Linked DNA regions of Homo sapiens: region 2 is linked to region 1. The links are chromatin contacts, found by Hi-C in ENCODE. All regions are on one chromosome and are shown on one strand. Each heading gives the region's core, a stretch centred on a gene start or an enhancer-like site at or near the end of the contact. The rest is flanking DNA. Distances are from core to core; before and after follow the strand shown. Region 1 holds the start of SLC25A6 (solute carrier family 25 member 6). Region 2 holds the start of PLCXD1 (phosphatidylinositol specific phospholipase C X domain containing 1).

What was found. Hi-C counts contacts between places; a loop is a spot of excess contacts on that map. Pooled maps may share reads with other maps.
Region 2: a pooled map shows a loop between it and region 1 (17-fold over the local background). The contact joins the promoter of PLCXD1 here to the promoter of SLC25A6 in region 1. A Hi-C loop is called at or near these places in 3 of 37 single-sample maps with no recorded cell type and 11 of 50 pooled maps.

Annotation. Positions count from the first base shown.
Region 1 is chrX:1,389,952-1,395,751 of GRCh38, forward strand. SLC25A6 (solute carrier family 25 member 6) reads right to left here and starts at 2,162. Exons shown (of 4, transcript NM_001636.4): 1 at 1,948-2,162. The coding sequence starts at 2,058. LOC124900597 (serine/arginine repetitive matrix protein 1-like) reads left to right here and starts at 2,057. Exons shown (of 5, transcript XM_011546186.2): 1 at 2,057-2,280; 2 at 2,391-2,812; 3 at 5,179-5,597. The coding sequence starts at 2,057. RefSeq lists enhancers at 1,426-2,021, 2,022-2,616, 2,060-2,662.
Region 2 is chrX:277,186-282,630 of GRCh38, forward strand. PLCXD1 (phosphatidylinositol specific phospholipase C X domain containing 1) reads left to right here and starts at 4,196. Exons shown (of 7, transcript NM_018390.4): 1 at 4,196-4,499.

The DNA of each region.
Region 1 (5,800 bases), core at 912-3,411:
CGTTCCACCATGTTAGTCAGGATGGTCTCGATCTGCTGACCTCGTGAGCCACCGCACCCGGCTCTTTCTTTTTTTAAAAAGACAAGGTCTCATGCTGTTACCCGGGTTTGAGTGTAGTGGTGCGATCTCACCTCACTGCAGCCTCCAACTCCTGGATTAAGCCATCCTCCCGCCTCAGTCTCCCGAGTACCCGGGTCTACAGATGCACAACCATCAAGCTCCACTAAGTTGAAAAATTACTTTTAGAGATGGAGTCTTGCTACGATGACCAAGCTGCTCTCAAACTCCTGAGCTCAGGTGATCCTCCCTGGGCCTCTTGAAGCGCTGGGACATCCCGCCCTGCTAAGTTTAAAAAAATTTTTTAAGCCGGGCACAGTGGCTCATGCCTGTAATCTCAGCACTTTGGGAGGCTGAGGTGGGTGGATCACGACGTCAGGAGATCAAGAGCATCCTAACACGGTGAAACCCTGTCTCTACTAAAAATACAGAACATTAGCAAGGTGTGGTGGCAGGTGCCTGCTAGGGAGGCTGAGGCAGAATGGCGTGAACCCAGGAGGCGGAGGCTACAGTGAGCCGAGATCGTGCCACTGCACTCCAGCCTGGGCGACAGGGAGAGACTCCATCTCAAAAAAAAAAAAAAAGGTTTTTTTAAGATGTGGGGTCTTGCTATGTTACTCTGGCTGGTCTCAAACGATCCTCCCTGGGCCTCTCCAAGTGCTGGGACACCCCGCCCTGCTAAGTTTAAAAAATTTTCTTAGAGACGGGGTCTTGCTACGTTGCCCTGGCTGGTCTCAAACTCCTGGGCTCAAACGATCCTCCCTGGGCCTCTCCGAGTGCTGGGACACCCCGCCCTGCTAAGTTTAAAACTTTTTCTTAGAGACGGGGTCTTGCTATGTTGCCCTGGCTGGTCTCAAACTCCTGAGCTCAGGCGATCCTCCCTGGGCCTCTCAAAGTGCGGGGACACCCCGCCTGCTAAGTTTTAAAAATTTTCTTAGAGATGGGGTCTTGCTATGTTGTCCTGGCTGGTCTCAAACTCCCGGGACACGCCACCCTGTACTAGGTTTAAAAAATTATCTTAGAGATGCGGTCTTGCTCTGTTGCCCAGGCTGGTCTCAAACTCCTGAGCTCACGCGATCCTCTCCGGGCCTCTCAATGCACTGGGACGTCCTGCTTCGTTAAGTTAAAATAATTTTTTTTGAGGTGAGGTCTTGCTGTGTGGCCCCGGCTGCTCTCAAACTCCTGGCCTCAAGCAATACTCCCCGGGCCTCTCAAAAGCGCTGGGATCGCGGGCGTGACCTGTCCTTGCAGCCAAGCCTATTCATTCCCATCACCGAGCTGTCACTCGGAGTACAACGTTAGCAAGGACGTCCTGGCGGCAATGTTCCTAGGCATCATGCTACTTTCTATAAGCCTCTCCCAAAAGACAAAAAATGCATTGCTCTGGATCAGAATTGCACAAATGAGCTAAGAAGGGGGTAAGAACCACCAATAACCATATCCTGGTTATTCCAGGACACCTGCGGGCAGGCTCGTTGCCCTATTGGCCTTAGAATTACCCTTCACGGTGGAGGGAGCAAGAGCAGACACCTGCCAGGCATCCACCGGAAGGGTTGGTCCCAGCCGGGGGACCCGCAGGATTGAGCTCAAGGTCAAGGCCCGCCAGCCGCAGGGTCCGTCCATGGGCCCTGCTCAGCGCGCATGCGCCCTCCAATCCGTGCCGCATTTCCCCCCGCCCGCCGGGCCCAGTGCGCACGCGTGGACGTCGCCACGCCCTGCAGCAGCGGTCACGTGACGCGGCCCCCGGAAGCCGGCGGCGCGTGGACAAAGCGATCGCGGCCTTCCACTTCCGGCGCCCGCCTGCAAGGCTCTGCTGCCCACGTCCCCGCCCGACCCGGCCACTCGGTTCCCGTCCCCTAGTCCCCGGAGCGGCCGCGCCCGCGTCCCCACCTGCAGCAGCAGCTTGACCCGCTCGATCGGAGCCACGGCCGTCTTGGAGATGGCGGCGGCGATGCCTCCGGCCAAGAAGTCTTTGGCGAAGGAGATGGCCTGTTCCGTCATGGTGGCAGGGCGGGCAGCGGAACGGGAGGACAGCCGGAGAACGGGCGCGGAGAGTGAATGGAGGGCGTCGCTGGCTCAGCCCTGCCGCCGCCTGGACCGAAAGGACGGAGCAGCCACCGCGCAGCCGCTAAGACGCCGACGCCACGCCCACTCTCCGCCCCCGCGCCTCCTCGCGCCGCGCTCATTGGCTGCGCCGCCAGGCCCCGCCCCACACCAGCCTGCGTGCCTCGCCTCTGAGGGCTGCCGGGAATCCCGCTGCGTCCCGCCCCGCACTCCAGCGAACCGCGCCCATTGGCTGCGCTCCCCGGAGACGTCCCGCCCCGCACCCCTAGGTATGCCGGGAGCCAGGCCCCGCCCATGCGCCGTAGGGGCCGCTGGGGGTTCCGCGGCAGCCTTGACCTTGTGAAGGTCAGGCCGCTGCCAGTACCCGAGCGGGCGGGAGGGCAGCTGCGGAGTCAGAAGCCCACCCTGATGCCCAGTTCGCTCCGAGTGCGTCGTCCGCTTTCTCCCGGAGGCCGCGGCGACCCCGCCGGGATGTGCGACATGTGGTGCCCCGACCCCCGACCCTTGACCCTTGACCTCCGGGCAGCTCCGACCCTTTCAACACTCTCCGGGGTCGTGCGTCGGGAGACCCCGGCCCCTGCCCGCGTGCACCCGGGGGGCCCCGCGCGAAGCCTGCGGCGGCTTCCACGTGGGCGCGGCTCAGTCCCGCTGCCGATCCGTGACTCCGCGCCGCCCTCCGCGCCCGGCCTAGGTTGGTGGGGGGGGGATCTCTCTGGGCCTCCGTTCTTTGACCCCGCGGTGCCCTCCGCGCCGGGGCTGGGGGTTCCGTGGGCCGCGCCCACCCGCCCGGGCTCCCCTATTTCCCCGTGTCTGTGCCCGTGTCTGCCCGGCGGGGGCTGCGGCCGGGGTCCTCCTTCGCGACCTCCCACTCCGCCCTTCCTCCCTCCCTCCCTCCCTCCCTCCCGCCTCCCTCCTCCCTCCCTCCCGCCTCCCTCCTCCCTCCTCCCGCCTCCTCTCCCTTCCCGGCTCTCTCCCGCCCGCCCTTTTCTCCCCGTCTCTTCCTTCCCTGCTTGCCTTTGCTTTTTGCTGCTTTCCCGCCTCCCTCCTTTTTCTCCGTCTTTCCGTCTCTGCCTTCGTTTCCCTCCCTCCCTTTTTCTTTCATTTCTCTCTCCCTTTCTCCTTCCTTTCTTGCTACGTTTCTTCCCTCTTTTTCATTTTTTTCCTTCCTTTTTCTGCTTTTCTCCCTCCGCCCTTCCTCTGTTTTTTCTTTGCTCCCTCCCTCTTTTTTCTCCCTCTTTCCGTCTCTCCTTCCCTTTTCCTCTTTCCTTCCCTTCCTCCCTTTTCTGCCTTTCCCTCCTTCCCTCTCTTTTCCTTTTCCTCTTTATTTCCTGTCTCCCTTCCTCTCGTCCCTTTCTCCCCTCTCTCTTTTCCGTTTTTTTTTTCTTTTGAGACAGAGTTTCGCTCTTGTTGCCCAAGCTGGAGTGCAAGCTCCGCCTCCCGGGTTCAAGCGATTCTCCTGCCTCAGCCTCCCAAGTAGCTGGAATGACAGGCATGCGCCACCGCGCCCAGCTAATTTTATATTTTTAGTAGAGACGGGGTTTCGCCATGTTGGTCAGGCTGGTCTCGAACTCCGGACTTCAGGGGATCCGCCCACTTCGGCTTCCCAAAGTGCTGGGATGACAGGTGTGTGAGCCACCACGCCTAGCTGTCTCTTTTCCATTTTTTAATTTTTTTTTCATTTTTCCTCTCTCCCTTTGCCTCTCTTTTTCTTCTTCCTTTTATTCTTTCCTGTCTTGTTCTTTCCTTCCTCTCTGTTTCTCCCTTTCTCCCTGTTTTCCTTTTTTTTTTTTGAGATGGAGACTTGTTCTGTCACCGAGGCTGGAGTGCAGTGGCGTGATCTCAGCTCACTGCAACCTCTGCCTCTCAGGTTCTAGAGATTCTTGTGCCTCAACTTCCCAAGTAGCTGGGATTACAGGTGCCAGCCACCCCACCCGGCTATTTTTTTTTTTAAGGACAGATGGCGTTTCACCATGTTGGCCAGGCTGGTCTTGAACTCCTGACCTCAGGTGATCCGCCCACCTCGGCCTCCCAAAGTGCTGGATTACAGTCGTGCGCCACTGCGTCCCGCCTCCTTTTCTTTTTTCTTCTCTCCTCCGTCTTTTTCTATCCTACCTCCCTGCCTCTTTCCTCTCTCCTCCCTCCTTTTCCTTTTTCTTCTCTCCTCCCTCCCTCCTGTTTTTCTCCATCATTCCCTCTCCCTTCCTTTCTTTTTCTCCCGTTCCCCGTTTGCCTCCCTCCCCTTTTTCTTTCCTGTCTCCCTGTCTCCTTTGCTCTTTTCCTCCCTTTCTCCCGTCCCTCCCTCCCCGCCTTCCTTTTCACTTCTTTCCCTTCCCATTGCTTCCTTGCGTTTCCTGCCTTTCCCTGTCTCTCCCTTTCTTTCCTGCCTTTCCCTGCCTCTCTCTTTCCTGCCTTTCCCCATCTCTCCCTTTCCTGCCTTTCCCTGTCTCTCCCTTTCTTTCCCTCTCCTCCCACTCTCCCTCCTTCCTCCCTTCTTTTCTTTCCTCTTCTTTCCCTGTGTCTTTCTTTTTTCTTTCCTTCTCTCTTCCTTTTCTCTCCCTGTGTCTTTCTCGCTCTTGTTTTTCCTTTCTCTCCTTTGTGTACTGAGAAAATGACAGTCCCCGGCTGTGGGTGGGCAGGAGTGACCCGCCCCAGAGAGCGGGGTCACCCTGGGTGACTCCTGGGTGCAGCTGTGAGCCCTGCCTGAGGCTTTTCCTGACCTCTGGGGAGGGCGGCTCAGCCTGGGGCTGGAGGTTGGGGCCAGCTCTGGAGGCTGGAGTGGCTGCTGGGCGGCGGGACGGGTGTCTCAGAAGTCACTGAGGCATGGGTAGGTCTAACCTTGGGACATTGCTGTGGGGAGGGCTGTGGAGACCAAGCACATTCCTGAGGCTCTGCCAGGGCAGCGGGGGTGGACAGTGTCCCCTGAGGACCCAGGACCAAGCCAGGCTCGCTACAGGGGTCCTGGAATAGAGGACAGAGGCCAGGAGCGCTGTGGGTGCTGGGCAGGGGTGGGGAGTTTGCTGGGGAGCTGCGCCTTACAGACCTGTGTTTGTTTCCCAGCCTCAGCGAGGCCGGGCTGGACGGGGCCCTGGTGCTGGTTTTCAGTGCCTCAGCGAGGCCGGGACCAGAGCTGCTATTTCCAGATGAGGCTGGCTCGCATCTGCTCTGGCCGGGGCTCCAGGCCTGAGCCCTGCAACACGGCGTTCCCTTTCCAAGTCTGCAAAGCCTGTCTTAGGGGAGAGAAGAAGTTTCCTTCCATGCGGGTGGGGACGGCTAACCATGTCCAGACACTGAGACCGGTGCTCTGTGTGCTCAGCCTTCAGCCTGCACTGGCTTGGTGGCTTGGTGACCCGCCAGCAGGGTGGTGCTGTCTGTGGGCTCTGCTCAAGCTCCTCTCAGAGCCAGGAGGATGCCCGCCTGCTTGGGCCTGGCTCCCAGGATGTGCTTGGCAAATGCTTCTGGGATGGATGGATGGATGGGTGAGTGGATAACGGATGGATGGATAATGGATAGATGGATAATGGATAGATGGATGGATGGATGGATGATGGATGGATGGATAATGAATGGGTGGGTGGATGGATGGATGTGCTCGATCGGCAAATGCTTCTGGAATGGATGGATAATTGGATGGGTAATGGGTGGGTGGATGGATAATGGATGGATGGATGGATAATGGATG
Region 2 (5,445 bases), core at 2,946-5,445, 1.1 Mb before region 1:
CGTCGGGGGACCTGGGGACAGGAGGGGGCGCCCCTCAGTGGTCAGGGGACTTGGGATGTGAGGGGAGGGGTCAGGGGGAACGTGGGGACAGATGTGGGGATAGGAGGGGACACCCCTCAGTGGTCAGGGGACCTGGGATGTGAGGGGAGGGGTTGGGGAACGTGGGGACAGGTGTGGGGACAGGAGGGGACACCCCTCAGTGGTCAGGGGACCTGGGATGTGAGGGGAGGGGTCAGGGCACGTGGGGACAGGAGTGGACACCCCTCAGTGGTCAGGGGACCTGGGATGTGAGGGGAGGGCTCAGGAGGACATGGGGACAGGTGTGGGGACAGGAGTGGACACCCCTCAGTGGTCAGGGGACCTGGGATGTGAGGGGAGGGGTCAGGGCACGTGGGGACAGGAGTGGACACCCCTCAGTGGTCAGGGGACCTGGGATGTGAGGGGAGGGCTCAGGAGGACATGGGGACAGGTGTGGGGACAGGAGTGGACACCCCTCAGTGGTCAGGGGACCTGGGATGTGAGGGGAGGGGTCAGGGCACGTGGGGACAGGAGTGGACACCCCTCAGTGGTCAGGGGACCTGGGATGTGAGGGGAGGGGTCAGGGCACGTGGGGACAGGAGTGGACACCCCTCAGTGGTCAGGGGACCTGGGATGTGAGGGGAGGGCTCAGGAGGACATGGGGACAGGTGTGGGGACAGGAGTGGACACCCCTCAGTGGTCAGGGGACCTGGGATGTGAGGGGAGGGGTCAGGGGGAACGTGGGGACAGGTGTGGGGATAGGAGGGGACACCCCTCAGTGGTCAGGGGACCTGGGATGTGAGGGGAGGGGTCAGGGGGAATGTGGGGACAGGTGTGGGGATAGGAGCGGACACCCCTCAGTGGTCAGGGGACCTGGGATGTGAGGGAGGGCTCAGGAGGACATGGGGACAGGTGTGGGGACAGGAGTGGACACCCCTCAGTGGTCAGGGGACTTGGGATGTGAGGGGAGGGGTCGGGGGACGTGGGGACAGGAGGGGACACCCCTCAGTGGTCAGGGGACCTGGGATATGATGAAGGTGACGGGAGGGGAGGGACTGTGACGGGGGAAGGGACTGTGATGGGAGGGAGGGAGTATGACAGTAGCCGGAATGGATGGAATCCGTCATGACACAGAGGATGTGAGTGTACAGCTTTGGGTCCAGCCTGTCCTAGGAGACACTGATTTCCTCGAGTCTTCTGAACCAAAAAGTATCTGAGACAGGTCTCAGGACATTTAGAAAGTGTGTTTTGCTGGCCGGGCACGGTGGCTCACGCCTGTCATCCCAGCACTTTGGGAGGCCAAGGCGGGCAGATCACCTGACGTCAGGAGTTCAAGACCAGCCTGACCAACAAGGTGAAACCCTGTCTCTACTAAAAATACAGAAATTACCTGGGTGTGGTGGTGGGCGCCTGTAGTCCCAGCTACTTGGGAGGCTGAGATAGGAGAATTGCTTGAACCTGGGAAGCGGAGGTTGCAGTGAGCCGAGATTGCACCACTGCACTCCAGCCTGGGAGACAGAGCAAGACTCCGTCTCAAAAAAAAAAAAAAAAAAGTGTGTTTTGCTAAGGTTGAGGACGCGCCTGTGACCGAGCCTCAGGAGGTCCTGACGACCTGTGCCCTAGGTGGTCGGAGGACATCTTGGTATTATGCATTTTAAGGAAACGTCAGACATGAATCCATACGTGTAAGACGAACCTTGGTTCTGTCAAGCGCGTCGGTGCGAAGAGACCCCCGAACAGGCTTTGTGTGAGCGATAAAGCGGTTCATTCACTTGGGTGCAAGTGGGCTGAGTCCGAAGAGAGAGTCAGCGAAGGGAGATGGGGGAGGGGTGGCTCAATAGGAGTTGGGTAGGTAATGGAAAATTACAGCAAAAGGTGGTTATCTATTGTCAGCAGAGGAGGGATTGCAAGGTGCGTGGTGCACAGATCATAAGACTCATTGTCCAGAGGACGAACGGCACAAAGTCGATTGATCGGCTAAGGTAGGGCAGGGAGAACTCACGATAGTAAAATGTTGTAATTTTAGTTAACCAGTTAAGGCAGGAACTGGCTGTTTTACTTCTCTGTGGTTTTTCCTTGGCTGCTCCAGACTTCTTGGCTCCTGCAGGCCACCTGGACGTATATGTGCAAGTCACAGGGGTGATAATGGCTGAGCTTCGGCTCAGAGGCCTGACAGGTTCAATCGGTGAAGGTGGGACTGCTCCACTGGTGGTGAGGCGGGCTTCCAGGTCATAAGGTAGATTTTAAAATTTTCTGACTGGCAATTGGTTGAAAGAGTTATTATTAGGCCGGGCACGGTGGCTCACGCCTGTCATCCCAGCACTTTGGGAAGCCAAGGCGGGCGGATCACCTGAAGTCAGGAGTTCGAGACCAGCCTGGCCAACATGGTGAGACCCCCGTTGCTACCAAAAATACAAAAAATTAGCTGGGAATGGTGGCAAGTGCTTGTAATCCCAGCTGTGCTGGAGGCTGAGGCAGGCGAATAGCTTGAATCCAGGAGGCGGAGGCTGCAGTAAGCTGAGATCATGACACTGCACACCAGTCTGCGCAACAGAGCGAGACCCTGTCTCTGAAAAAAAAAAAAAGAAGAAAAAAAGAGTTATTAGTAGAAAGGAATATCTGCATTAAGATAAGAGGATGTGGAGACGAAGGTTTTTTGTTTTTGAACGGGAGTCTCACTCTGTCTCCCAGGCTGGAGTGCAATGGCGCGATCTCGGCTCACTGCAACCTCCGCCTCCCGGGTTCAAGCGATTCTCCTGCCTCAGCCTCCCAGTAGCTGGGACTACAGGCGCGCGCCAGCACGGCTAAATGATTTTTGTATTTTTACCAGTGATGGGGTTTTGCCATGTTGGCCAGGCCGGTTTCGAACTCCTGACCTCAGGTGATCCGCCCGCCTCGGCCTCCCAAAGTGTTGAAGTGCTCGAATTACAGGCGTGAGCCAGCGGGCCCCGCCCAGACCTGCATTTTAACCTCCCCTCCACCCCGCGGCCCCGGGACCCTGGGCATCCGGAGGCTCACAGCGGCCCTGCTGGGATGCTCCAGGCAGATCACTGCACAGCCCTGCAGGCAGAGGGGAGGCCGTGCAGGAGGAGGGGAGGCCGTGCAGGGGGAAGGGAGGCCGTGCAGGGGGAGGGGAGGCCGTGCAGGGGGAAGGGGGGCCGTGCAGGGGGAAGGGAGGCCGTGCAGGGGGAAGGGAGGCCGTGCAGGCAGAGGGGAAGACGTGCAGGGGGAGGGGAGGCCGTGCAGGAGGAGGGGAGGCCGTGCAGGGGGAAGGGAGGCCGTGCAGGCGGAGGGGGGTACGTGCAGGGGGCAGCGGAGGCCGTGCAGGGGGAGGGGAGGCCGTGCAGGGGGAAGGGGGGCCGTGCAGGGGGAAGGGAGGCCGTGCAGGGGGAAGGGAGGCCGTGCAGGCGGAGGGGGGTACGTGCAGGGGGCAGCGGAGGCCGTGCAGGGGGAAGGGAGGCCGTGCAGGGGGAGGGGAGGCCGTGCAGGGGGAAGGGGGGCCGTGCAGGGGGAAGGGAGGCCGTGCAGGGGGAAGGGAGGCCGTGCAGGCGGAGGGGAAGACGTGCAGGGGGAGGGGAGGCCGTGCAGGGGGAGGGGAGGCCGTGCAGGGGGAGGGGAGGCCGTGCAGGGGGAGGGGAGGCCGTGCAGGGGGAAGGGAGGCCGTGCAGGGGGAAGGGAGGCCGTGCAGGCGGAGGGGGGTACGTGCAGGGGGCAGCGGAGGCCGTGCAGGGGGAGGGGAGGCCGTGCAGGGGGAAGGGGGGCCGTGCAGGGGGAGGGGAGGCCGTGCAGGGGGAGGGGAGGCCGTGCAGGGGGAGGGGAGGCCGTGCAGGGGGAGGGGGGCCGTGCAGGGGGAAGGGAGGCCGTGCAGGGGGAGGGGAGGCCGTGCAGGGGGAGGGGGGGCCGTGCAGGCGGAGGGGGGCCGTGCAGGGGGAGGGGGGGCCGTGCAGGCGGAGCGGGGGGCGTGCAGGGGGAGGGGAAGCCGTCCTGGGCCTTTTCCAGCTGGCTGCAGAGAAGGGGCCAGCTCCCTCCTGGGGACCCGGAGCCGCGGTACAGGTGTGGTTGCTTCTCTTGGAGAAAGAGGCTGAGCTGACATCCCCCGGGCTGATAAAGAATGGGCTCCTCCTCCTGGGCCCAGCAGGCTCCCGGGACCCTCCCTCCCTCCCTCCCTCCCTCCCTCCTTCCGGGCAGCAGGGAAGATCTGAGTTCATGTAGCTGGTGTTGGCTTAGGGTCTGGGAGGAAGGCTTTTGGGAAGATGTAAATAAGAACAAAATCTGCAGCCACCTGGGAAGCCTGGCCTCAGTGTGGAAGAGAAGGCAGCAGGATTATTACAGAACCTTGTGAAGCCAACGCGGGCAGCCGCCAGGAGCTGCAGACCGAGAGGATCTCGTCCTTTCTTGCGGCCCAGGGAGACCAGGCCTTTCATTCTGGGCTCGAGACCAACAATTCGAATTCCGAACTCCCCCTGCGTGTGGGACTCAAGGTGGGTTTGCAGTTTGCAGGCAGCTGAAGTTTGTCTCTTCTCCAGGAGGCCGGGGCTTCTTCCCTTCCTCTCTGTCCCATTTCTTTTTTCTTGAGACAGAGTCTCACTTTGTCACCCAGGCTGGAGTGCAATGGTGTGATTGTGGCTCACTACAGCCCCCGCCTCCCGGGTTCAAGCCTCAGCCTCCTGAGTAGCTGGGATTACAGGCGTGCGCCACCACGGCCGGCTACTTTTTGTACTTTTAGTAGAAATGGGGTTTCACCATGTTGGCCAGGCTGGTCTCGAACCCCTGACCTCAGGTGATCCACCCACCTCAGCCTCCCAAAGTGATGGGATGACAGGCGTGAGCCACCGTGCCCGGCCCCTCCAGGTCTCATTTCTAAGAGGAGGCCTCAGGTCCACCAGGAAACATTCCTCAGATGTGAAACTGTCAACAGGCTGATTTCTGGGCTCAAGATCAACAATTCTAATTGATTTGATTAAATCAATTAGATCTAATGATTTTAATCTAATCAGTTTTAATCTAAATGATTAAAAATCTTACATACATTGCCGGGCGTGGTGGCGGACGCCTGTAATCCCAGCTACTCTGGAGGCTGAGGCAGGAGAATTGCTTGAACCTGGGAGGCGGAGGTTGCAGTGAGCCGAGATTGCATCATTGCACTCCAGCCTGGGTAACAAGAGTGAAACCCTGTCTTTAAAAAAAACAAAACAAAACAAAAAAAAAACCGTACATACAGCTGGGCACCGTGGCTCACGCCAGTAATCCCAGCACTTTGGGAGGCCGAGGCAGGCAGATCACCTGAGGTCAGGAGTTCAAGACTAGCCTGACCAAGATAGTGAAACCCCGTCTCTACCAAAAATACAAAAATTAAGCAGGTGTGGTGGCGGGCGCCTGTAATCCCAGCTACTCTGGAGGCTGAGGCAGGAGAATTGCTTGAACCTG